Linked DNA regions of Mus musculus: regions 1 and 3 are each linked to region 2. Evidence: chromatin loops called from intact Hi-C (ENCODE). Cell type or tissue: heart. All regions are shown on one strand.

Region 1 (8,000 bases), 110 kb before region 2:
CAACGTTAGCCTTTATGAATGTGGAAATGTTTGTCCTTTTAATTAATTCATTCATTCATCCACCCACCCATCCATCCATCCATTCATATATGTGTGTATGTGTGTATGTATGTGTGTGTGCAATATGTATATTCACACATGTATGTCTGTGTGGATATATCTGTCATGTGTCTGTATGTAGAGCCCAGCAGTCAGTGCCAAGTGTCTTCCTCAGTCTCTCTCCACTTTAGTTTTTGAGACAAGTCTCCCACTGAATTGACTAGGCGAGCTATCCAATGCGTTCCAGGGTTCTACTATCTCCAACACTCCCCTGTCCTCCAGACACATGTACAGCCTTTTACCTGAGTACTGGAGATCTGAACTCAAGTCCTCTTGTCAGCACAGCAAACACTTTACCTACTTACCGGAAACCTGCCCGGACTTAAGGGACCAGAGCTGAAGCGGACCACAGCATTGAACGAAGGCCAAAAGACCGATCATCTTCTGCCTTTTAACTCTCTCTAACTGTACTGGGGACTGGAAGCTGATGGCTTCTGGAGACTTAACACTCTCTTGCTTATTCTAGCTGAAAATCGCTGACTCACTGGCTTCTTTCCTCTTTATCTCTCTGTACTTTGTAAATCTCTATGCTTTATTAAATCCCAGAGACTTAACTCTCTTATTGTTCCATGCTTAAATAAGTGCTGAAGACTTAACTCTTACTGTGCTGTGCTCAAAACTTAACTCTTGTTGTTCTGTGCTTAAGTAAGCTCTGAAGACTTAACTCTTTATGCTTAAATATATACTGGTCTCTTACTCTGAAACTCTCTTATTATTTGTGCTTTAATAAGTGCTAAATCTGGAGAATTAACACATGATGTTTAGCAGTGGAGGATTAAGTAAAGGATTAATTGCTAGGGCTTCTTTCTCTGATACCCAGGAGCCCCTTGCTGGTGAGAGGCTCTTGAGCTCTTAACTATTTATGAACCAGAGAGAAGAGAAAAGGAAAGAAAGAAATTCATCTATATAGACAATGTGCACAGGCACATACACATTCATATATACATACATTCTGGCTTGGCCTGACCACCTGTTTCATCTACTCCACAAGTGCTCATGTATAGTTACACATAGACAAACAGACATATACATAATGTATACATTTGGTGGATAGATGGATGGGACAGAGCCCCCCAAGTCAACAGTGTATTTCTTTTCTCTGGCCTTTTTATGGACAAAATTTCTTAGAAAATTACCTCCTAGATAGAATGTTACACAAAAAGGGAGTCAGAGAAGGATGTTAATATTAAGTTCAAACAGTGTTTCATTCTGTAAGCTCATTATAAGTTCAAAGCAACAGCAACTTTTCTCTGAGTGTTCTGAAGAACAATCCATGGTGTAGAAGCAAACACAACCAGAGAAGACACAAAGAAGTGTCCTATTGGGTTTTGGTCTGTAGTGTACATTTTGTTATAGATGAGGAATCAGAGTGAGGGCAGAGACTGGGCCAAATCCTTGAGACTTTTGTAAGGGAAAGGGTGAAAGGATTATGGCCCCCGGAAGCAGATTCAGCTTCTCCTACAGGGTCCCCATGAGCCCTGGGGGTGTGAAAGAGGAGTTCACTTCCTCCCAACTGTAGGCTGCTAGGTCAGTTGGATGATCCTACGCAGTAGGTCCAGTCTTTCCAAGAACTTACAGAATTCCCCAAAGCACACAACAGAACAAGCTTATTCGTTTCTTCCTTGTTCTAACTTGTGCCCGCGATGCTCCTTTACGTTGAACAGGCTGAACTTGTTGCGTTGCAGCCACAGGAAACACCCACCCCTCTTCTCTGCTACCCTGTTTTAGAGCTCTCCACCTCACCCCGATAGAACCGGATGCTGATCTCATACTCTGTCAGGTTATTCTGCTCTCAATGACCCCCTGCACGGTTTCTCTGATTCTCCATCTCAGGAGCACTGAAGTCAACGTGCAGCCCGGGGAAACAGGTGTGCATGGGGTGTCTTGCTTCCCACTCCCTAAGCCTTTCCCAATTCTGAAGTTCTCTTACCCAGTTCCTGCTTGCTTAGCTAGATGCATCAGATGATTGTTTTGAGAGGAATGAGAGTTCACAGGTCTGTAAGGTTTTTTGTTTGTTTGTTTGCTTGTCTGTTTTTTAAGGTCTGAGGCTATTGTAGTGTCTGTGGGCAAGCATTATTAATCACTCTCTCATTTAGTATACATACCACTGCACCAACTGTTTCTGAAATCCAACTCAGAGCATACCATCTGACAGCTGCAAAGGACTTCATGAGCACTGAGTTATGTGTCAAGTGCTCAGGGACCTCTGACAATCCTTTCCCCGCTGGTCTCCACATAGGCTTGGACTCAGTGGTCAAGCTGTTCTCGCTGCCTCTCCATTTCCTTTTGGCACCCGCTAAGATCTCCCACCGCTAAGACATACACTTATGTGCTTGCACACCACTCCCATCCATCCCTATGATGATCATGGAATTTCAATAATTGTTTTCCCTGTTTGGATCTCAAATTTTTCCAAGTATGCCTGGGTTTCTTCATACCTTCATCATATCTCCATTCTTTTAATATCATGAGACTAACTGAGGAGCACAAATGTTTGACACTGAAACATGACATCATTCACAAAGTTATCATTCCAGAACAATATAATCAAGTTATGAAAATCAAAGTCTCTCTCTGGTCATCTCTTTCTGTCTCTGTCTCTGTGTGCCTCTCTCTCTCTCTCTCTCTCTCTCTCTCTCTCTCTCTCTCTCTCTCACACACACACACACACACACACACACACCTTGTGTTTTAAGTAAGTCATGATGTTGGGTTGAACCACATTCATGGCTGCCTGGGCCATGGGTTGAACAAATCTTGGCAGAGTGGTCCACAGACTAGCAGACTGACATCTTTGGGGCTTATGTAAGAGTCAAGCCTTGTTCAGAGAGATCTATACAATAGTAGGTTCTCAGATGAGGACTGTCTAAGAAACATTGTAATAATACAATTAAAAAATACAGCATCTTAATTTCAAATACTAAACATATTTCCATCACCATTCCAGTAAATTCCATTAAAGCAATTGTAAACCCTTTGATCATATTTCATCAGGTAGCCTAATAAATTGGAGTCTAGGATTTCTTCTCATTTCACAATTACGTTTTAGGAAGGGACCAACACAAAATTGCCAAGCCACTAACTATAGAGAGGTACAGTCACAGTCATTGAGCCAAGGTAAGGCACATGAATATGTTACTGTTGGTAGAGAAGGTACAGGTGGGAACAGCCAGTAAGTGCTTCGCATTGTTTCATAACACCCCTCATTCTTTTTTTCCTGGAACTGTTCTTTGTGAACAAAACAAACAGCAGAATGTCAGGGCCAAAAAAAAAAAAAAAACAAAACAAAACAAAACAAAAACCACCTTAATTTCCCCTTGGCTCCTTCTCAATCATCCTCCACAATGTCCGCAGTACTGTAAGTGGGAAACAGGAACACCAGACCTGGCTGTAACTCATGAATGTTAGGGGCCTACCTAGACCTTAGCTCTAAAGAACAGTATCTCTGGAGTGGTGGTGTGTGTGGGGGGGGTGAAGACAGATTAAATGGTGTGTTTGGGTGGGGGAGGGGGAAAGAAGGCTTTCCTATTGATAAACCTGGTAACTAAACATTTTTGAGTTTCTCCTGGTTATGGCTTGAATCTCCTACTTTGATATATTTTAGAAGTTTGGGGGGTCACTCATTATCTAATCTCACCTGATTTCGCCTTTTATTTGTTTGTTTGTTTGTTTATTTGTTTATTTATTTATTTGGTTTTTTGAGACAGGGTTTCTCTGTATAGCCCTGGCTGTCCTGGAACTCACTCTGTAGGCCAGGCTGGCCTCAAACTCAGAAATCCGCCTGCCTCTGCCTCCCAAGTGCTGGTATTAAAGGTGGGCGCCACCACACCCGGCCTTAAATTATTATTCTGTGTATGCGTTTTGCCAATATGTTATGTCTGTGATTCATATGAGCGCTTTGTACCCACAGAGGCCAGAAGAGGGCGCCAGAGTCCCTGGAAGTGAAGCCACCTTGTGGGAACTGAGAATTGAAAGCAGCTCCTCAGGAAGAGCCACCCTAGCTCCTAACCACTGAGCTACATACCCTGGCCTCATCTTTTACTTCTTGGCCTCTAGTTATGCATCTGATTGACCTTGTTCCAAGGCTGGTCATTCTCACTCTCGTGTGCTTTTATTTTTGTCTTGACTTTGGATTTTTTTTCTTCTTGCTTTATATATTGCTATATATTCTCTACTGAGTAAATTTATTTTAATTAAAAAGGATTATACAGGGCGACATAAGGCGATTTTCATGAACGAATCACTGTACTTTGAACATATTCTCCCCATATTTCACTGCCCTCAGTTTCATTTAGACTTTCCTCTGACCTATCTTCTTATGTTATTACTTCTGCTCTCATTAGCCTTATATCCCTACTAGTTCCCGCCCCTCTTGACTCAGTGAGAGTCTTCTTAGATCACTCACGTTAAACTATCTCCCTATGAGTCACACAGTCTAGCAAGGAAAAAGCTTTTTTGCTTTTTTTGTTTTGTTTTGTTTTTGTTTTTGTTTGTTTGTTTGCTTTTGTTTTTCGAGACAGGGTTTCTCTGTGTAGCCCTGGCTGTCCTGGCACTCACTTTGTAGACCAGGCTGGCCTCGAACTCAGAAATCTGCCTTCCTCTGCCTCCCGAGTGCTGGGATTAAAGGCGTGTGCCACCAAGCCCGGCTGGGAAAAGCTTTTTAAGAACCCTTGACAAGAAGCTGAATCTCTCCCCACAGTACGGTGATTACATTCCTCTCTTAAAACCATAAAGAATGGCTTGGGGGTCAGAGTGGGACAATAAATACAATTGTACTTATAAGACGAGCAGCATTGTGTTTGCCTGCCAGGAAAGGGGTCCTGTAGAAATATCCTACAAAGAAATGACGGTCCTGGTCCTTCGAGTCAACGCTGCGCTCTTTGAGAAGGTTCTCCAAAGCCCGCACAAATTTCATACCAACAGGAGGAATCCCTTCTGTTCAAATTGATTGATGATCTCTCCCACAAGCTCCCGCTGGAGCCCACCAGGCCTGATGGTAATGAAGGTACACTCACCGTTGGTCATGTGTGCTGTGGTCTGGGAGGGACTGAATGTTGTGAAGACAGTCTCGGTGATGCTAACAGAGACCAACCCCACTCACTCTAAGCCTGTGACCATCCGAGGAGACTTTTGCATCCAAGTTGGTAAGAATGGTTCTGTAGAGAGCCCAGCTTGTGGTTTCAGCCCAAGGAGCTGGTGGACTTCAAGAGTTGTGCACAGGACTGGATCTATGAGTGACAGGAAGGCCCCTGCTTTGCCACCTTCTGACCCCTGTTCCCACAGGCAGGGGACCAGCAACTCTAGATATTTCTGGATCTTCCTTTGGCCTTTAGGGATCCTCTGGGAGCTGTGACTCCCTGTGTAGTGTTAAGTACCACTATTAGATTAAAATGTCTCATCGCCTGTGAAGAGAAGGAGGAGGAGAGGGAGGGGGAGGGGGAGGGGGAGGGGGGGGGACTCAATTTAGAAGAGAAACTAAATTGACAAGACCGAAGTGTTTAACCACCAGGCAACAGGGAGGGGTATGATGGATCCTTAGAATGACAGTTCACTGCTAAAACTCTTCCTTTCCCCATCCCCTATCTCCTTTCAGTCCTAGGGACAGAAGCCAGTGTCATGGGCAAGAGCTCTGTCACTGAGCTACATCCTAGCCTTGGAACCTCACTTTCTTTTAAAGGACTTTGAATGTCATTATCTTTCATTCTATCCATCTATCTGGATCTATATCTATCTATCTATCTATCTATCTATCATCCATCCATCCATTTATCAAGGGTGCCACACGGAGGTCAGAGGACCACTTGCAGGAGTCGATTTTTACTTTCCCTGGGATTAAAATCCCATCCCAGCTCAGATCCTAGGGCTTAAAGTCAAGTGATATAAGCCCCTGAAGTCATCTCCCCTAAGCCAGTTGAGTCTCAATTTCAATTTAAATCCAGGAATTCAATTCAGGATCATGTCCCTCACTAAGATGGACTATTAGGAAACTGGAAATGAGTGAACCATCCTCTAAGAATCAACTAGGTATTATCTCTGCTGTCCAGAATATTACAGTCTGCGAATTAATCCGCTTCAGTTAGCAACATCAGTAAACATTAAAAATAGGAAAGGACAGAAAAGGATCCTGTCTGGTCTTGCATTGTGCAAGGAGAATTCTATGCTAGAGCTGGGCTGGAGCACCAAGACCCAGAGGCTGGAAAATTCATGGGAGCTTCCTGGAAGAATGGATAAAACCGTCTCTCTCCCAATTCCGGAAGTATTTCTGCTGCAAACTCTCAAATTTAGCATCTAGGGATAATAAAGCTAAAAGCGGCGGAGAAGGGCACCCTCTGGCGACAATAGCAGGACACAGTGGGAGGAAGCAGCGCTAAGATGGAGTACCACCCCAAAACAAAGCTCCCTGGGAGCTGTAGTCGAGCCAGGTTGCCTGGGTGAGTGCAGTTTCCCGCCCTTAGTGATGTGGGGACCCAGCGAGATGGAGCTCACTTTAGGAAACAGCGGGGAGTCCCCCAAAGGACTAAGGTATTCCAGCCACACCCGACTAACGCTGCAAATATGTAGGAAAGAGAGTGAAGCAAGATATTTTTAATGAGTAGCCCTGTCTAGTAGTAGATCCCTCAAAGCACCAAGTGTGGGTAGGGGTTACATCCGGCACCCGGCAGTCAGGAGTCATTGGCCACGCACCCTTCGCCAGCGTCCATTCTGCCGAAAAGCAAGTTCTGGCCTTCTGCAGTTAATGCTTTTTTACCCATCAGCAAGATGCACCAAGATGAGACTTAGAGGTAGGTGGTCGTCGCTCTTAAATGTGGGTGGACGCAACTTTTGTTTTCCTGGGCTGTCCACTAGGGGCGCGTGGTGGACTCTGGGTCCTAAGCTATATATCTAGTCACTCTTTTATCCAGAACCCACCCTCAGCTCACTCAAAGGCTTTCAAAAACAGCTTTTTTTTTTTTTTACTTCCGGTTGTTTATTTGAGAAGGAATGCACCAGAAATTACAGAAACCTTTTTAATGTCCCACAACCTCTCAACTCTGTAAGTCTATTAACATGTTATTGTGTAATGGTCTCTCCCCCTCCCCAACCTCCCTGTGTTCCTCAGGTTTGGTGTTTTAAAATGACAGCTGATGTAGGAATTCCTCTCTGTGGAGATAGAGTGGACACAATGAATTTCTTTCTTCCCCCCCCTCCCCCTCCCTCGCCCTCTCCCTGCCCCCCTTCTCTCTCTCTCTCTCTCTCTCTCTCTCTCTCTCTCTCTCTCTTCTTTCTTTCTTTCTTTCTTTCTTTCTTTCTTTCTTTCTTCCTTCCTTCCTTCCTTCCTTCCTTCCTTCCTTCCTTCTTTCTTTCTTTCTTTCTTTCTTTCTTTCTTTCTTTCTTTCTTTCTTCTTTCTAAAATATTTTCTGGATTTAAATGTTGGTAAAGGAAGAAGAGAGGTAAACGTTAGAAGTAGGGACTGGGAATCTCAAATTAGGGTGCAGTTCAGAGATGAAGAAGGCACAATGAGGTATTTGTGTCCTCATGAGGAAAGTATTTGGGAGTGCTGAAAGCAAGCAGTGTAAATAGCATCAGGACAGCAACTGCTCAGGAGGCCATGCGCCTGAATCACACTTATACTTCAGTAAAATGTTAACAAAGACTCCGAGACAACAGAAGGAAAAATTAGAACACGTTGGCACCCTGAGAAGTGTGCTATTCAAAAGAGTAAGGCAGTGGCTGAAAAGACCATGCAGGAGGAGATAGGACCATCAAGATACTCTGAGCATGAAAAATACACAGGGTCATAGAACAAGGGTTAACAAACTGCCACCCGGAGGCCAGCTTGCTATTTGCTTCTATAAATGAAGTTTTATTGGATCAGGTGCTCTCTTACGCTGCAACAGCAGACTGGACTAGTTGCTCACAA
Region 2 (8,000 bases):
GCCACGCTTTGCCTTGATGATAATGAACTGAACCTCTGAACCTATAAGCCAGTTCCAATAAAATGTAGTCCTTATAAGAGTTGCCTTGGTCATGGTGTTTGTAGTAAAACCCTAAGACACTCCCCTTTCCTTCCCTCCTTTCAAAATGTCACATGAACTGCCACTTTGATCTTTTTACACATTCATGGCCTCTCCTTTTATTGTTGTTAGACACATTTATGCATATGTTTGTGTGCATATATGCAAGCGTGCACACACACACACACACCACTCATATTCCTAAACACAAAAATACAACCTGCTCAGTCCGCATAATGTTCCTTGTATGTATCTGTTTTCAGGGCTGATCATTTGTTATTCACAATAGCCAGTGAATGGAAAACAAACCAAATGCCCTTCAGCTAATCAATGACTAATGAACTGTAGTATATCCACTCCATGGAATGCTATGCAGATGTAAAAAGAAATGTAATCATAAAATGTCTGGATATTTGAAAAAAATCATAATAAAGAGTCAGACTATTAAGTACTCACATCCCCCAACCTATAGTACATGTAAGTACTTTGATAAACATACATATATAGTTTAAATAAAGTTTTACTCTTTGGGCTGACGATACTCCCTCCAAGAGCCAAAGAATATGTAACCAAAACCCCAACACCAGGTGTGAGAGACCCTTTTAAAGTTGTTGGTCTAGGTTGTCCAAGAGACTTCCAGAAGATTATATGGTATTGCTATTGCCTTTGTTTGTATCGCCGAGGTGGAAGGTAAGTCCCTGTAGCTGAGGACACCATGCAGTTCAGACACAGAGTCCACAGGACCCAGAACTGGAACTTACCTGAAGCTTCCTTCCTGAGGAGCAACTTTTATAGCATGGACCACACAGACAAAACAAGCGACAAATACACAATCCAGTGGGCAGGATAGAAAGGATATGGACAGAATAGCTAAGCTTAGCCATGTTTCATCTTTAATTTAACAAAACCCACATCTTACACTGTTCTACTTCTAATACATGTAGAGGAAATGTCTTGTATCTGTATTGGCACCTATCAATAGTAACACTGGTGGCCTATAGCTTAGGTAGGAATAGGAGAGGGAACATCCTGTAGGCAGAAAGGATTCTGGGATAACACTTCGGGGAGATAACGTTGTGTGTAACTTTTGCTACCCAGCCTAAGCTCCAGGAATGTGCCATGCTACCAGCTTTCCTTGAATCAACGGATAAAAGACTCACACACAGTTGGTCAATTTCAACTTGCCCTTTGACACAATTATTGGCCACTACTATCTCCTGCCTGGAAAAGTGTGTCCTTATCGGTATTCTTTGTTCCACACTTCCCACCTGCCCTAAACTTTAGTTGCTCAGTTACATCTAGTCCCTGCTCAACTCCCCTGTCCACCCTCCTGTAGAAGTAGCCTGTGTGGTCACTGGTTTCAAGATCTCACATGGATGGTCAACTTTTCTCCATCAGAAGCATGGTGAACTCTCCTATCCTTGTGTCTCCTTGCTTACCTCCAAGAACCGGGAAGACCCGCCTATCCCTTCTGCTCAGCAATTGGCCCATGGCTTCTTTACTGAAAGATTAAGAACCAATCGGGGAACAGGACCTTAGCATCAGAACCATACCTACAGAGTGATACTTGGTGCCTGAGCACAAGTAGGCAGCCACATGATAGAATGTAGGTTAGAATAAATAGGTTATTTAAAGATATAAGCTACTCGAAAAGAGCCTGGCTATACAGTCAAGTTAATTGTAAATATACTTTGAGTGTATCGGGAGCATGGGGCTTAAGAGGAAGAACCAGGACTACCTTGTACATACATATGTATAATGAAGTGGGAATTTTCAGAAAAAAGCTGGAAATATTTTCCAAACTCGCCATTCATTAACCTACCTGAGAAACAATTACCACAACATGATATTTCTTCTATGACCAATATTTAGAATTCAAGTTTCTTTCAAAGAAATCTGAAGTAGATCCACCCAGGCATCATTTACAAACATTAAAAAAAAAAGCTAAAAAAACCAAAAATACTTTATTTAACAGGAATAAATGTAGTGGTTGTTCAGAGACATTGTCTTTGAAGAAACAGGAGCGATGCATTAGACCTGGAAGGCCTCAGTCTCCTTGGGTTTGTCTACAGTCTTGAAGTCTTATGGCAAGGCTGAAGGCTGATGACTGACTCTGGGAAAGTAAGCAGCCTGGCCCCCCACTCCTAAAATACCAGCTACCTTCACATTTTATCTGCATCTAGGTTTACATATTCTCATAATCTGCTCTATTTTCTGCTTTTAGAAACACAGCACATAATCCACTACAATGCTTTAACTTTTCAACAGTTACTCAGTATTAACTGTATTCTAAAAACAGTGAATAGGAAATATGAGTCTTAGTGACTATGTGTGGAGAGGTGGAGTGGAAAAGACAGTACCTCTGAGTGAACGCCATCCAGGAGAAAAAGCTTTGAGTAGATGTGTCAAAACATTGGCCTGACATATATTAGCATTTTAAATGATTCATTTGATCAACCGACAATTTAGTGCTAGACATCTAAAACGCAAGTCAAAGAGGTAGATTTGTTTTGTTTTGTTTTGTTTTGTTTTGTTTTGTTTTGTTTTTGTTAAATCTCACATGGCTTAGAATTCAGTGAAAGTAACAGACAAACAGGTATATTACCCAGGGTCTGCTTTCTCTGTAACATGGCTGACGTTTAATTCGCTGTCAAATTGTTCTCACAAGTTTCTCATTTTACCGTGTATTATCTGAAGCATTATTTAAGGCACTTGGGGATAGCAATCTGATTCAGTCAAGGATCATGGACAGATGCAAAATTCCTGAAAGAAAATGCCACCGATGCAAAAGGACTCTCTGGAGCACTCTGTGTGACTCGGAGGGGCTTGGGGACCTCCAGGAAGCAAAGGCTTTTACTGTCTTGTTGCTAACCTCACACCACCACTCTGCCCTGCCCAGGCCAACAGTGGAAGAGATTTCTGTCCTTTCTCCCCAGACATCAGGAATGGTATGGTGTGGTGCACTCTGGACATTTGCAGAGAAAAGCAAGAAGCCAGCCCTGGGGCAGAATATACTCTTGCATTGACAACATGAATGTCCTCCCATTCAGGACCATCTGCTGACAGAGCAGACATTTCTCATCAGATTGGCCAGTGAATTTCAGGGACAAGTTACTGCCATGTACATAATTAGCAGAATTCCATCTGTGCCTTTAACTATATTAACACCTAAATCAGGCCAATCTACAGCTCCTACCATGGATACACACATCTCCTAAACATCTTACGATTCAGCGAGAGCTCAAATCGCATTGGAAATTAGCAATATCCACCTGAGAGTCTGCTCCAACCTGGATTGTCTAGTAGATCAGTCTATTCTGCTACTATATAACACACGTGAGCATGGTAACATTTAAAAAAAATATGTCTTCAGTTCGTGGTCTGGGATGTAAAATCCGAAAACATCACAGCGTGGACAACTGGCTTATGGTAGACGGGAAGCCAGAGAACAGGTATGGTCTGCCTCAACCTCTCACTACACCTCACCTTTAAAAGGTCCCACCACCTTTTAACATCACCACTGTAGGGGCCAGGCTTTAATAGGGTGTTCTTCACACTCTATCCAAAGCGTAGCACCCAGCAGTTGCCCGTGGACACAGCTACATATGTATCTTGTCCTCTTTCAGACTGAAAGTGGTAATAACCTTCCACCAGGCAGTCCCCTACTGAAGGGACTATTTCTTCCTTGGCATACCTCAAATTCTTTACGTGTTTTGGAATCTTAAAACAAGCCCCATTTACGATTTGATGAATTCAGAAATTTTCTCCCATCTGGACCCTGTCTCATATCTCTTGCTTGTATTGTGCATATTCATATTTTCAATTAGGAAAATAACTGAAGGTATTTACAGTCATGATTCTCAATTGATGCCCTGGAGGGCCTTATCAAGTCCAGTGGATTTTTGGTTGTCGCAATTGTGACGTACTACTGACACCTAGAGGCTATACACAAAGATGCAGCCTAAGTATTCTACGCTATACAAACAGCTTCCCACAATAAGATCCATCAAGTCCACAAGTCAGAAGCGCCAAGGTTCAGAAACTCTGACTTACCTCCATCTCTTGGCAGACAATTGCTGACAGCGAGGGCTCACTCTGAAGCTCTGTTTCTGGAAATCCTACCTGCGTCATTAATTTTGTTTGGCCGTGACTGAGGGGTTCTGGCCAGAACACAACATAACACAAGTGGAGAGCATGCGAGCATGCGCACATGGACCCGCCCTTGACAGGCTGAGTCCTTGCTAAGGAATGTGCTCATGCGCCTTAGTATTGCTGCGCTGTTCGGTTTACTAGCAAGGACTGGAGCCACCGAACTCTGAGTCTCAGGGCAGGGGTACATATGTACATTTATATATGTGCACGCATATGTTACTTGTAAATGTAAATAGAAGGAGGACTATGAGAAAGAGTTCCAAAGAAAGGAACAGGAGAGAGTAATGAGACTGAAGACAAAATATTACATGGTTTCTCTCACAAGTGGAATCTAGCATTAATTATACATATGCACGTGCATCTTTGTGTCTCCTAGTTTGCCTTCTATTGCTGAAATAAACACCATTATCAAATGCTGCTTGGGGAGGAACGAACTCGTTTCATCTAGCTTCCTGGTTCACTATTAATCCCTGGCAGTCAGGGAGGAACTCAAGGCCTGAACCTGGAGGCAGAACCTGATGCAGAGGACATGGAGAAACACTGCTTACTGGCTTGCTCAGTCCACGAGGCTTGCTTATCTTCTTTCTCACACAACCCTGGATCCTTTGCCCAGGGTTGACCACACCCACGGGGGGGGGGGGGGGGGCAGAGCCTTCCCATCCAAGACAATCAGTTGTTGATCCCAAAATTGTTCCATGGACCAATTCAGTGGAGCTTTCTTCTCAATCATAATTCTCTCTTCTCAAATGACTCTAGCTTGTGTTACGTTAACCAAAAAGCTAACGAGACCAGTATGTTGTATTTATATGCAATGTGGGGTGTAAAGTAGGTTGGCTTCCACTGAGGACTCTCCCCAAAGACAATGCCAGCGTGCTTCTTATTAGCAAAAAGGACAACATCACCTAAATCTCTGTGAGGTCCATTTCTCTCTTGTTTCTGTAGGAAACGGATTTATATTTCATTCTGGGACAAAGGCATCATTATTTTGTAGTTACAACTACCAGTGTTTCTATAGATGTGATGTGCTACACACGTTCTCATTATCCACAGGAGATAGAGAGTGGCTAGAGAAGCAAGCTAGGGGTCTGAGAGTGTTCCCTAACCTTTCATGTGAGGACTCCCAGTGCTGTGATTGGTTATGGGGTCATGAATTGGACAATTCCCAGGGGATGGGGCTGGGAACAGCAACTGCTTTGGTTGTAGAGCATCCCCCCCCTCCCCCCTCCCCCCTCCCCCCTCCCCCAACACTGATTCCTATGGAAGTCTGTTCAGAAGATTCTGGATTACAGACTAAGACAGAGAACAAAGCCTCCATACTGAAACAAATGTGAAGCAACTGCACCTTGTTGCTATTTTGATATGACTCTTTTAAAATGCCTTTATGTAACAAATAATGTCTCTGCATGCAACCTCCACAGCAAGTATTGTTAATTGCGTGGAGTACTTTTAAATTTTCTTATTAATATTATTATGAATGTGTATCTTGTGTATGCGTGGTGTGTTTGTGTGTTTGTGCGGTGTGTGTGTGTGTGTGTGTGTGTGTGCTGTCACAGTGTGACAGAGCATGTGAGATAATCAGAACACAGTGTTAGGTAGTCAGTTTTCTCCTTCCAAGATTTGGACATTGGGATTCAGAGATTTACAGTAACCCCCCTTTTTCCCTGCTCCCCCCACACACACCCTTAAAGGAGGCCACCTTCTTTGGAAGTCCGAAGAGTCACTAAGTGGTTAGTAGCCAGGGTACCCCATCTTTTGGCCTTATGAAGAAGGAAGCATGCTCCATCTGATCCCCAGCCAGCATAAGACCCTCACCTAATGTAGAGACCAACATAAGACACCAAAGGGAAGCCTCAATATAGCCATTCCACGGTACACGCATGTTTCAATGCATCGTGTTGAATATAAGTACATGTAATTCATATTAGTCAGGATGGAGAAGGGGAAAGTGAACGCAGGAATCTGGAAGAGGGAGGGAAGGGAGGAAAGGAGTGACAGAAGAAAATGGAAGGCTCTAACATGTGTTTTAGTTAGGGTTACTATCGCTGTGAGGAAGCATCATGGCCAAAATAACTGCAGGGACAAGGGTTTATCTCATTTACAGTTCCATATAAGAGTTCATCACCAACACCAGCGAGGGTAGGAACTCACGGAGGGAGACCAGGAACCTGGAGGCAGGAGCTGATACAGAGGCCATGGAAGTGTGCTGCTTACTGGCTTGCCCCCTGAAGGCTTTGCTCAGCCTGTTTTTTATAGAACTCAGGACCATCAGCATAGGGATGGCCCCACCCACAATGGGAGACCCCCTCAAGTAATAATTAAGAAAAAGCAGTAATTAAGAAAATTTGTTACAGTTGAATACTAGGGAGGCATTTTTCTCAATTGAGATTCCTTCCTCTCTGATGACTCCAGCTTTTGTTAAGCTGACATCCAGCTAGGCAGCACAACATGGAGGAGACTGGATGTGGCTAGGACCATCCACCCCTTAGCATCCCACAGAGGTTTAACTGCAGCCTCTAAACGTGGGCGCTGGAGAAGTGGCTCTGGACTCCAGTCTGATTAAATAAATAGTCACTTAGTTCAAGCACGGCTCCACCTTTCCTCACACGTGTTCCCATTGGTGTAGCACACTGACTCCAGCAATCCAAATCAGCAAGAAATATAAAAACAATAACAACAAAAAAAGGCTAAAATCATTAAAACAAACAAACAAAAAAAACTAAAACCATTCACAAACCTTTTATGTATAAGCCTGCTTTACTGAGACTATCTCAGGAATGGAAAGAACCTACATATTAATATTAGATAATCCTTGTTTTACAGGAAGGTGGGGGAGGGGGAAAGAAATATTAGTAGAAAGAAGGAGAGAAAACAATGAAAAGAAGGAAATGACTTTATTTCTTTCTCCTTCTTTACTGAAAATACTCCTTTACTCACACAACAAATCCTGATTATAGGATTTAAGAACAGGCTTCTAAGAGATAACAACCAAACATGACTAAATAAAATACAATAAGATGAAGCAAAAACTATTATCAATAGTCCCAGTAATGCAAAGATTTCGCTGTAGTAGTTCTGCTAATTTGTTAATCACAGCTGATTCTTCAGCCCCGGGTAACCAAAACCACAGAATCTTCGAAATCAAAACAGCAATTGCCCTAACAAGAGTCTTTAATCATCCCTCTGAAATTTCACAAACCAGGCCTCCATCTTCTGCATGGTTTTCAACATTATCTTCCGAGCTCCTACAGGAACTCCCACAGAGCTCTTAAGAACAAATGGATCTTCTAGCCCAAAGTTCCAAAGTCCTTCCACAGTCCTCCCCAAAACATGATCAGGTTGTCACAGGAATACCCAACTATGCTGCTACCGATTTGTCTTAGTCAGGGTTTCTATTCCTGCACAAAACATCATGACCAAGAAGCAAGTTAGGGAGGAAAGGGTTTATTCGGCTTACACTTCCACTTTGCTGTTCATCACCAAGGAAGTCAGGACTGGAACTCAAGCAGGTCAGGGAGCAGGAGCTGATGCAGAGGCCATGGAGGGATGTTCTTTACTGGCTTGCTTCCCCTGGCTTGCTCAGCTTGCTCTCTTATAGAACCCAGGACTACCAGCCCAGGAATAGCACTAACTACAATGGGCTGGGCCCTCGCCCTTGATCTGGATCTCATGGAGGCATTTCCTCAAGGGAGGATCCTTTCTCTGTGATAACTCCAGTTTGTGTCAAGTTGACACACAAAACCAGCCAGTACACTCTCTCAACATATTAGATC
Region 3 (8,000 bases), 420 kb before region 2:
ATAGGCAAAGGAACTGTTCAAGTCTTTAGCTGTCTATGGAAGTAACTGCATTTTTGGGGACACCCTTGGCTTCCTCATCTGATGACTGATGATAACACCATCTGCACATAGTAGTGATGACGTGTGAGAGTCTTGTGTACGATGCATGGTATGACAAGTCCTTGGAAGTACTGCCGTTTTCCCCCTTCCTCTTACTGTAACTATATCTACTGCATTTTTTCCTGGATGTTGGCCAAAGGAGGAGGAGGAAGCAATGATCCAGGTGCATAGTGAGACTTTTTAAATAGCTTCTTGGGTTCTAAAAGGTGTGTGCTTTTTAAAAACTAACTAAAAAATTATTTCCTTAAATATGCCAAGTTTGATGAACGTTAAAGTTAAATAATACGCAAGGCTTGATGCAAGTTAAAAGTCACGCATGCATATCCATGCACGTGTGTATGCTTTAATACAAAAGATGTGATTTTAATAAAACCATATTACTTGCCAAATTTTAAATACACGTAAAATTGTTTTTTACCTATCTGGTCACCTGTATGTATAAAGTAAAATAGTCACTCTAGCTGTGAAGTCAGTGTCGATTTTTCCTATTGGTACTAATATATATTATTATATGTAATCTATACAAGTCCTATACGCTCTCAAATACCCCGTTTACATCATTTAAGTGGACCTTCCTCTGTTGAAGTGATTGATGCCATCCATGCCTGGGAATATACTTTTCTAGTTGTGTCACATCTATTCCTGACCACTAGAGGGGGCCACCCTATAATAAATGATTCTCACCTAACAGAAACACAATTGAATCAGTGTTGCTAGGCCAGGGCTACAAGTTAAGGGTAGCACATGTCTGATTTATTTTTAAAAAAACCACGAGTAACAAATCAAAGCTTTGGGCAGGAATGATTTGGAAAGGAACTGGAGGCGCTGATCCACAAAACGTTCACAGTTGTGTGCTAGAGGCAGAGCAGGGGGGACTTAGAAGCATTTGCGGTGGACGATGGAGGGCCCAGCTTCGTCGTATTCCTGTTTGCTGATCCACATCTGCTGGAAGGTAGACAGCGAAGCCAGGATGGAGCCACCGATCCAGACAGAGTACTTGCGTTCTGGAGGGGCAATGATCTGTCAGGGTAAGAAGGGAAGAATATTAGTGCCTAGCAGACGTGCCTTGTGCTGTCCCTTCCTGGAAAACGAGGACATTGTTCTCTATGAGGGGATGGGTTTGTGGAAGTTGGAGTGTTTCCCCAGTGAGCCCATTGATTTTTCTGTTTTTTTCCCCCTATGAAATCTATGCCAAACCATCCCTAATTCCTTTATCCCTTTATTGGGCAAACCCAAACTGGCCCTAGAGCCCACACGGGGCCCCTTTGTAAAAACCCTGACAAAATCTCTTGATTCCAGAGCTGACCTCAGCAGGCGCTGCACGTTCTACAGAAGTCCTACTGTGTGCAAAGACGATTGTTCCTGAACTTTCTGTGCAAGTAATCTTCCACCTGATTAAACTGGCCACTGCTTTCTGATGTCCTGACCATAAGCACCGCCCAACACAGAGGGCTCAGAGTTCCCATTCCGGTGTATCTCCTGTCATGCTGGCCTTATTCAGAGTACAGATCTTACATACCAGATCATGCCCACTTTTTGTTTTGTTTTGTGTTTTGTACGAGTGAATGGCGGAGGCGTTGTGCAGAGTATCAGACAAGGGATTTCTCTGTTGCAGCAACTCAAACATAGAGCCAAGCAACACCAAATTCCACTCTAGTCTTAGTTTCTTGAGTAGCAGAGGATGCTCTAGTAAATAAAGTGTTTGCACATGCTAGCCAGGGGCTTACTTTGTCTCTGTCTGCAAGCTCTGGTTCAACATTTAATCTTTCCTCCTTCACCAAGCTCTCACTGTGCCCTGTGCCAAGGGTTCGACAGGTTCTAGCTTACTTAACTTCTATAATAATTCTGAAGGGTAGGTATCCAGTGATGTTCAAGTTGCAGATGAAGATACTGGCTCAGGGGACTGTCAGTGATGCTCGCTAGTGGCTGTATCAATAGCAGGTTTAATTTCAAAACTGGCCCTCAGAGGAGTTTTGCTTTGAAGGTACACATTTTTGTTTTTCCATAGTGAGGGGGTTTGGTGATAATTTTAGATTTCCAGAACGTTGTACCCAGGCTCATTTTATGAATGTACCATCTTGGTGACCTGAGCTTTTACTGGGTGTCTGTGTTCTCTGACCATACTGGACCCCTGAGTTTCACATTCATTTCCATCTCAGAAGTAAGGTTTGGAGAATTGAGGCTTGCCTAACTCCTACTAGATGCAGCCTGTCTGTTCTCAAACCCCAAGTACATAGAGTTGGCAGCATGCTCAGCTAGGTATGGAAGGAGGGGGACTTGAGCTGCTCTGACATGCACAGGAAGGAGCACAGGCTCTTCAGGAAGCAGTGGCTCACTCCCTATAGACCCAGGACAGGACTCCTCAGGGCCCATTTTAAGTGGTAGTGTTAAAATCTAACCCACTGTCACCTTGGCCTCATTCCCTTTGGAAAGAACAGAGAGCCTGTTAAACTGCCTCTTAGCTTGTGGCTGTTCTAGAAATGCCCCTCCTGCTGCTTTCTGAGTCAGAGGGTCTTAGTGTGGTACCTTGATCTTCATGGTGCTGGGTGCGAGGGCTGTGATCTCCTTCTGCATCCTGTCAGCAATGCCTGGGTACATGGTGGTACCCCCTGACAGGACGTTGTTAGCATAGAGATCCTTCCTGATGTCAATATCACACTTCATGATGCTGTTATAGGTGGTTTCGTGGATGCCCGCTGACTCCATCCCTGGAAAAGAGACACAGGCAGTGATCCTTGGATGCTGGGTAAAACTCAAGCTACACATGGAAAATCAAGTTGGCCCAGCTACGTGGTCATCTCCTGGGTGAGGCTGGCAGGCATCATGAACTAGAAACTACCACATCTCCTGGGTGAGGCTGGCAGGCATCATGAACTAGAAACTACCACTCAAGAGACTAAAGGCCCTTCTTGTGCTCCATACCATCCTCCTGGCTCTTGTCTAAAGGAGGAGGTTCAGCTGCAGCGATTCTGGGGTGAGATTGCAACATGATAACGCCAGTGGCTGGATAGATATTCTGCTATAATTGGCTTGAGTAAGGAGCCAGGCCTTCCGATGCCTGGTAAGAGGTAGGGCCAGGGCCATGGGTCTGAGCAGGTTCATCTCTCTGCCATTGTTCCTTTATGTTCCCAACACCCAAGTTTGAATGGTGCAACTGTCAGTAAAGTGTCTCTCCTACTTGGATAAAGTGTTTTGTTTGTTTTCAGTTTTGGTTTTGTTTTAAACACAGGTCCTTGGCTGGCCTGAACTTGCTATATAGAACAAACTGGCCTCAAACTCATAGAGATTCGCTTGCCTTTGCTTCCCTAGTACTGGAATTAAAGGCATGTACTACCATGCCCAGCTGCCAAAGATGCTTTCTATGCAATCTTTGTACAGCTTTTTTTTTAAGGGGTAGAGGCGAGGGGTGGAGTTTCTTGTTGACTTCTGACATAGACTTTTTAAAATATACCACTAGATGGCGCCCACGGCCTTCTTAACATTGTGATCTAGTTATAATAGCAATGCCACCAGCTAGTTTTACATTGCTGGCAGTAACCAATTGTTGAAAGCTTATTTTGGACAGGCCCTGTGCTGAGGGCACCGCACAACTCTGCTATAAAACTTCCAACTGTCCTGGTATGAAGAAACTGACTCATAGAAAGCTTTAGTGACATTCTCGAGATCATGAAAATAGAACAGAGTTTCAAGCCCAGGCCCCCAGCCTCCAAAGAGGATGCCTCTGCAGACCCAACGTGACCCTGCCGTGCCAGTGTGGAATAGACGCTCTCTACTTGTTCTGTTTTCCTTCTCTCTCAGCAACCCCAAACTCTCAGCACTCAGATCGTCTTCCCCAACCACCCCTGTGTTCCACTATCGTAAACGTAGATAACTTTTAACCTTTGCATTATGTGCGGAGAATGCGTCTGTCTTGACTCTGACATAAGAGAGTTTTCCACGGGAGACAACCCCTGTTTTGGCTCCCTATGTCTTCTCATTTTGGAAATGTGACACCATCCCTACTTTAGAACTGCTTCTGTTTCTGAAGCCCTGGTTCATTTTTACCTGCTAATGGACCCTGATAGCAGAGGCTTGGCTTGTTCTTGGTACAGAACAGGGAGACCCCACTCTCCATTGCCTACCAATGAAAGATGGCTGGAAGAGAGTCTCTGGGCAGCGGAAGCGTTCGTTTCCAATGGTGATCACCTGCCCGTCAGGCAGTTCGTAGCTCTTCTCCAGGGAGGAAGAGGAGGCGGCCGTGGCCATCTCATTTTCAAAGTCCAGAGCTACATAGCACAGCTTCTCCTTGATGTCACGGACAATCTCACGCTCGGCTGTTAAACACATAACGAACATGATACACATTAGGGTTGATACAGGCGCTAAAATCTACCTGTCCCATGTGACTCTTCTACTGAACCAGCTTCTCAGAAGTCTCAGAGTTTTCAAAAATGCCTAAAAGATCTTTGCTGCCCTACCCAGATCGGCAGTAGCTTGATCTTTGACACATTTTTCACTTTTCAAAATGAAGCAGATGCTCTCTGGGAACAGCCCCAGTTCCATTGGTACACACGGAGAGATGGGAAAGGTCCCAGCTATACCTCTCTCTATTGTACACGTTCTCTTCTATTTGTAAATGAAGAAATTAAAAAATTATCCACGTAGTTCTGTGGGGTGTAGCTGGGTGGTAGAGGGCTTGGCTAGCCAATACAAGACCCTGGGTTCGATCTCCAGCAGTATAGACAAAAACGATTTTCCACTTTGACTTGCCGCCTACACTGATGTCTATAGCTACTCTCAAAGAAACTGTAATAGCTTTACAATCACAAAGCAAGGAAAGCTAAGCTTTCTCTGTGCATTGGGGTCAGGCTTTACTGTTGGCTAAGTCTCTGACATACCAACCCTTTTTTATTATTTTATTTTTATTTTTTTAATTTTAGCATGTTAATATTATTATTTGTATGTGTATGCATGTGTGTGCAAATGGGTGTGCATAGGAGTGTGTGCTTGGGTGTGTTTATGTGTGTTTGTGTGTGTGTGTGTGTGTGTGTGTGTGTGTGCATTTCAGGTGTGTATGTGTGGACATCAGAAAGCAAATCTCAGCCGTCAGTCCTTGCCTTTCGCTGTGAGCTCAGGAACTGACCGTAGGTTGTAAGGTTTGCACAGCAAATGGTTTTATCAGCGAAGTCTCCTCTCTGGCTTTATGTCCCCATTCTCATGGGGACAGCCCTCCTTCTGATAGGTTACAGTGAGCAACATAGTGTCTTCCATCCTCTTCCCTCCACCTCCCCCCACCCCCGAGCCTCACCAGTAGTCACGAAGGAATAGCCACGCTCAGTCAGGATCTTCATGAGGTAGTCGGTGAGATCTCGGCCAGCCAAGTCCAGACGCATGATGGCATGAGGCAGGGCATAGCCCTCATAGATAGGCACGTTGTGAGTCACACCATCTCCAGAGTCCAGCACAATACCTGGGGAACAATTAAGTATGCTGTAAGTCACCACGGCAGCAGGTGCTCAGTTACTTTCTGTCTTTCACACGGAGGCTGAGAGGAGTGGTGAGTCCTAAGAGCCTTACATCAAGGGAAGAAAGAATGTGCTCTATGGGATAGGTCAGAGCTAGGGCTTGGGAGAGACAGAAAGAAGAGGGAGAAGCCATTAAAAATTTATTGCTGGAGAAGTAAAGAAGTGTGGTGAGGTCCAGGGCTGGTTTTGAAAAGGCGAGGGCTTTTTCTTTCCTTTTTGCGGGCTCTGGGGGAGGACCACATCTCTGTGTGCTCCAATTCACTTGTCAACCATCACAACCCACAGGTTGTACCCATCAAATATCACACTTTACGATGGATTCATTTGATCAAGGTCCCCACCTCCCCGGCCACCTACCAGTTGTACGTCCAGAGGCATAGAGGGACAGCACAGCCTGAATAGCCACATACATGGCGGGGACATTGAAGGTCTCAAACATAATCTGCAAAGGAATCCAAAGGGTTAGGTAAATGGTGCTATCAGCCTTACATAGAAGACTGAAGAGCATCCCCCATCCCACCCCTGATTCAGACCCTCCAGGGGGAAAAAAAAAAGCCAAGGCAGCTCTGGTCACATGACAAAGAAAGATGAAGGCAGTGGCAATAGTCAGCCATCACACTGGTGACCTGATGGGAGGGGGAGGAGCCAGCGGTTTTGTGCACAGGACCTGATAAGGTGAGAAGCAGCTAAGTCCTAGCCTTGGTCCTGAACTGGATACAACAGTATTCACTATGGTGTTCAGTTTTTCTTTATTTCTCAAATGTAAAGGGAGAAGGGTTTTGGCCTAAGCTCTCAGAGAGAGTCTAAGAGTTATTAACTACATCAAAGACAAAAGAGAAGACCAGATAAAATCCAATACTGAGATTTTTCCGGGAATAACCCTGGTTGAGTGATCTGTCTGCAGTTCAGTTTGATCTTCTCCATGGTTTTATGCAATTTGGGGTCAATGCTATCCATGGAACCAGACTCCACCCTGCAGCTGTAGTGGGTGAGGCTATGATCCTGGCAGATACGACCTATACTATGGAATAGAGGACTACATATAAATGTCGACCCAATAGCCCATGCAATTCAGGGACAAGAGAAAAACTGGAGCTCCCTAGATCCCTCCTACATGAGAACATGTCCGCAGTCTGCATTTAAATAACTCTCTAGTTTACAAACCAGAAGGAATGTCTGATATTTGCTAAAACTCCATAGTTCTCAGTCATTTTTCCACCTTCATGCAATTTACAGGATGCTCCTCACCACCCAGAACAGCTGATGTGCTGGTGAGCACAGCAAATGCTCTTCCCAGGAGGGGGCCCTGGGCTGTGTGCATTTGCTATTCTTCAAGGGGAAAATTCATGGGTCAACTCTAGGCATTGCCACGCCTAGCTATGTGACTTTAGGAAAATCACTTTGTGCATCTGAGCCTTAATTTCATCACTGAGGTAGTTAGGATAATAGTTCCTGCCTTAAATCATTAGGAGTTAGAGTGCACTTGCAACACCCTGTGCTTGACCAGGGCCTGTGAGGAACTGACAGTAGATGCTATCATTTATCGGCTCATCCACATCAGAACTCTCTAGCTGGTTCACTGGACGTTCCCTAGGTGTATGGTCTTAGAATTCACACAGACAGTAGTGACAGTCTTTGTTACTCCTTGTTGGATATTTATCATACCACACCCCATGATACTTGCATATAATTTTGGCATCACTTAGCCTACATATCTATCCCTTGAAAAATAATGGTGTTGATATTCCTAACCAAAAAAAAAAAAAAAAAAAAAAAAAAAAAAAGGAAAAAAGAAAAGAAGCAGGGGTCCTAAGAAAAGAAGTGGCTTTTGGTAACTGATAAGTAACAGATTCAATCCCTACTATATCATCCTGCATTTTCAATGACTTATGAGAAGTTTTTAGCCCTAATCTTAAACCTTTAAGCTTTTCTTCTTGCCCTTTGAGGCAAAATTATGTTGTTTTGTGGAGTAAGGGTGTGAACACTAAGATTCCGGGGCTTTGGGGTTCCTGGGTCAGTCTGTTGGTGAACTGTCAGTTTGGACCTTATGTCTGCCTGTCGTGCTGCAAGTTATCCTGGTTGCCCATGCCCCAAATTCACCAGGGTTAGATCCTGGAGCAAATATTTACCTGGGTCATTTTCTCCCGGTTGGCCTTAGGGTTCAGTGGTGCCTCTGTCAGCAGTGTCGGATGCTCTTCAGGGGCCACACGAAGCTCGTTATAGAAAGAGTGGTGCCAGATCTAGAGAGATGGGTAAAGAGGAGCGTGGTAATCTGTTCTTGTGGGATGCAAAAGGTCCTGGAAAGGGACAGGGATGTTCAGGACAAAACTAGAACCGGATAAAATGCACAAGACCTCATCTGTACAGATGCAGAAGCCCAGAGAGTGAACACCATAT

The links. Hi-C counts contacts between places; a loop is a spot of excess contacts. Peaks named below come from ENCODE experiments on the same cell type or tissue, not always from the same donor. Only the 100,000 strongest peaks of a DNase experiment are listed, where the experiment ranks them.
Region 1: it touches region 2 in a loop (5-fold over the local background); 10 of 42 quality-filtered maps call a loop at or near these places.
Region 3: a loop joins it to region 2, with 4 times the contacts of the local background. A loop is called at or near these places in 11 of 42 quality-filtered maps.

What each region holds. Positions count from the first base shown.
Region 1 is chr19:34,544,142-34,552,141 of GRCm38, forward strand. It overlaps Ifit2 (interferon-induced protein with tetratricopeptide repeats 2), which reads left to right and starts at 6,553. Exons shown (of 3, transcript NM_008332.3): 1 at 6,553-6,881. It overlaps Gm31417 (a long non-coding RNA gene), which reads right to left and starts at 588. Exons shown (of 3, transcript XR_386665.2): 1 at 405-588. In heart, CTCF peaks have their summits at 4,010 (motif pointing right), 6,421, 6,953, 7,914 (motif pointing left) and 1 weaker place; DNase peaks (open chromatin) are centred at 4,020 and 6,500; H3K4me3 peaks cover 1,191 bases; H3K27ac peaks cover 1,541 bases.
Region 2 is chr19:34,658,139-34,666,138 of GRCm38, forward strand. It overlaps a transcript of Ifit1bl1 not described here. Among named protein-coding and RNA genes, the nearest start is that of Ifit1, 21 kb to the left of the region's middle. In heart, a CTCF peak has its summit at 4,020 (motif pointing left); a DNase peak (open chromatin) is centred at 4,233; H3K4me3 peaks cover 667 bases; H3K27ac peaks cover 909 bases.
Region 3 is chr19:34,240,692-34,248,691 of GRCm38, forward strand. Acta2 (actin, alpha 2, smooth muscle, aorta) reads right to left here. Exons shown (of 9, transcript NM_007392.3): 4 at 7,733-7,843; 5 at 5,961-6,045; 6 at 5,387-5,548; 7 at 4,221-4,412; 8 at 2,626-2,807; 9 at 1-1,119. The coding sequence ends at 976. Among named protein-coding and RNA genes, the nearest start is that of Acta2, 11 kb to the right of the region's middle. In heart, CTCF peaks have their summits at 745 (motif pointing right) and 3,550 (motif pointing right); a DNase peak (open chromatin) is centred at 3,570; H3K27me3 peaks cover 1,035 bases.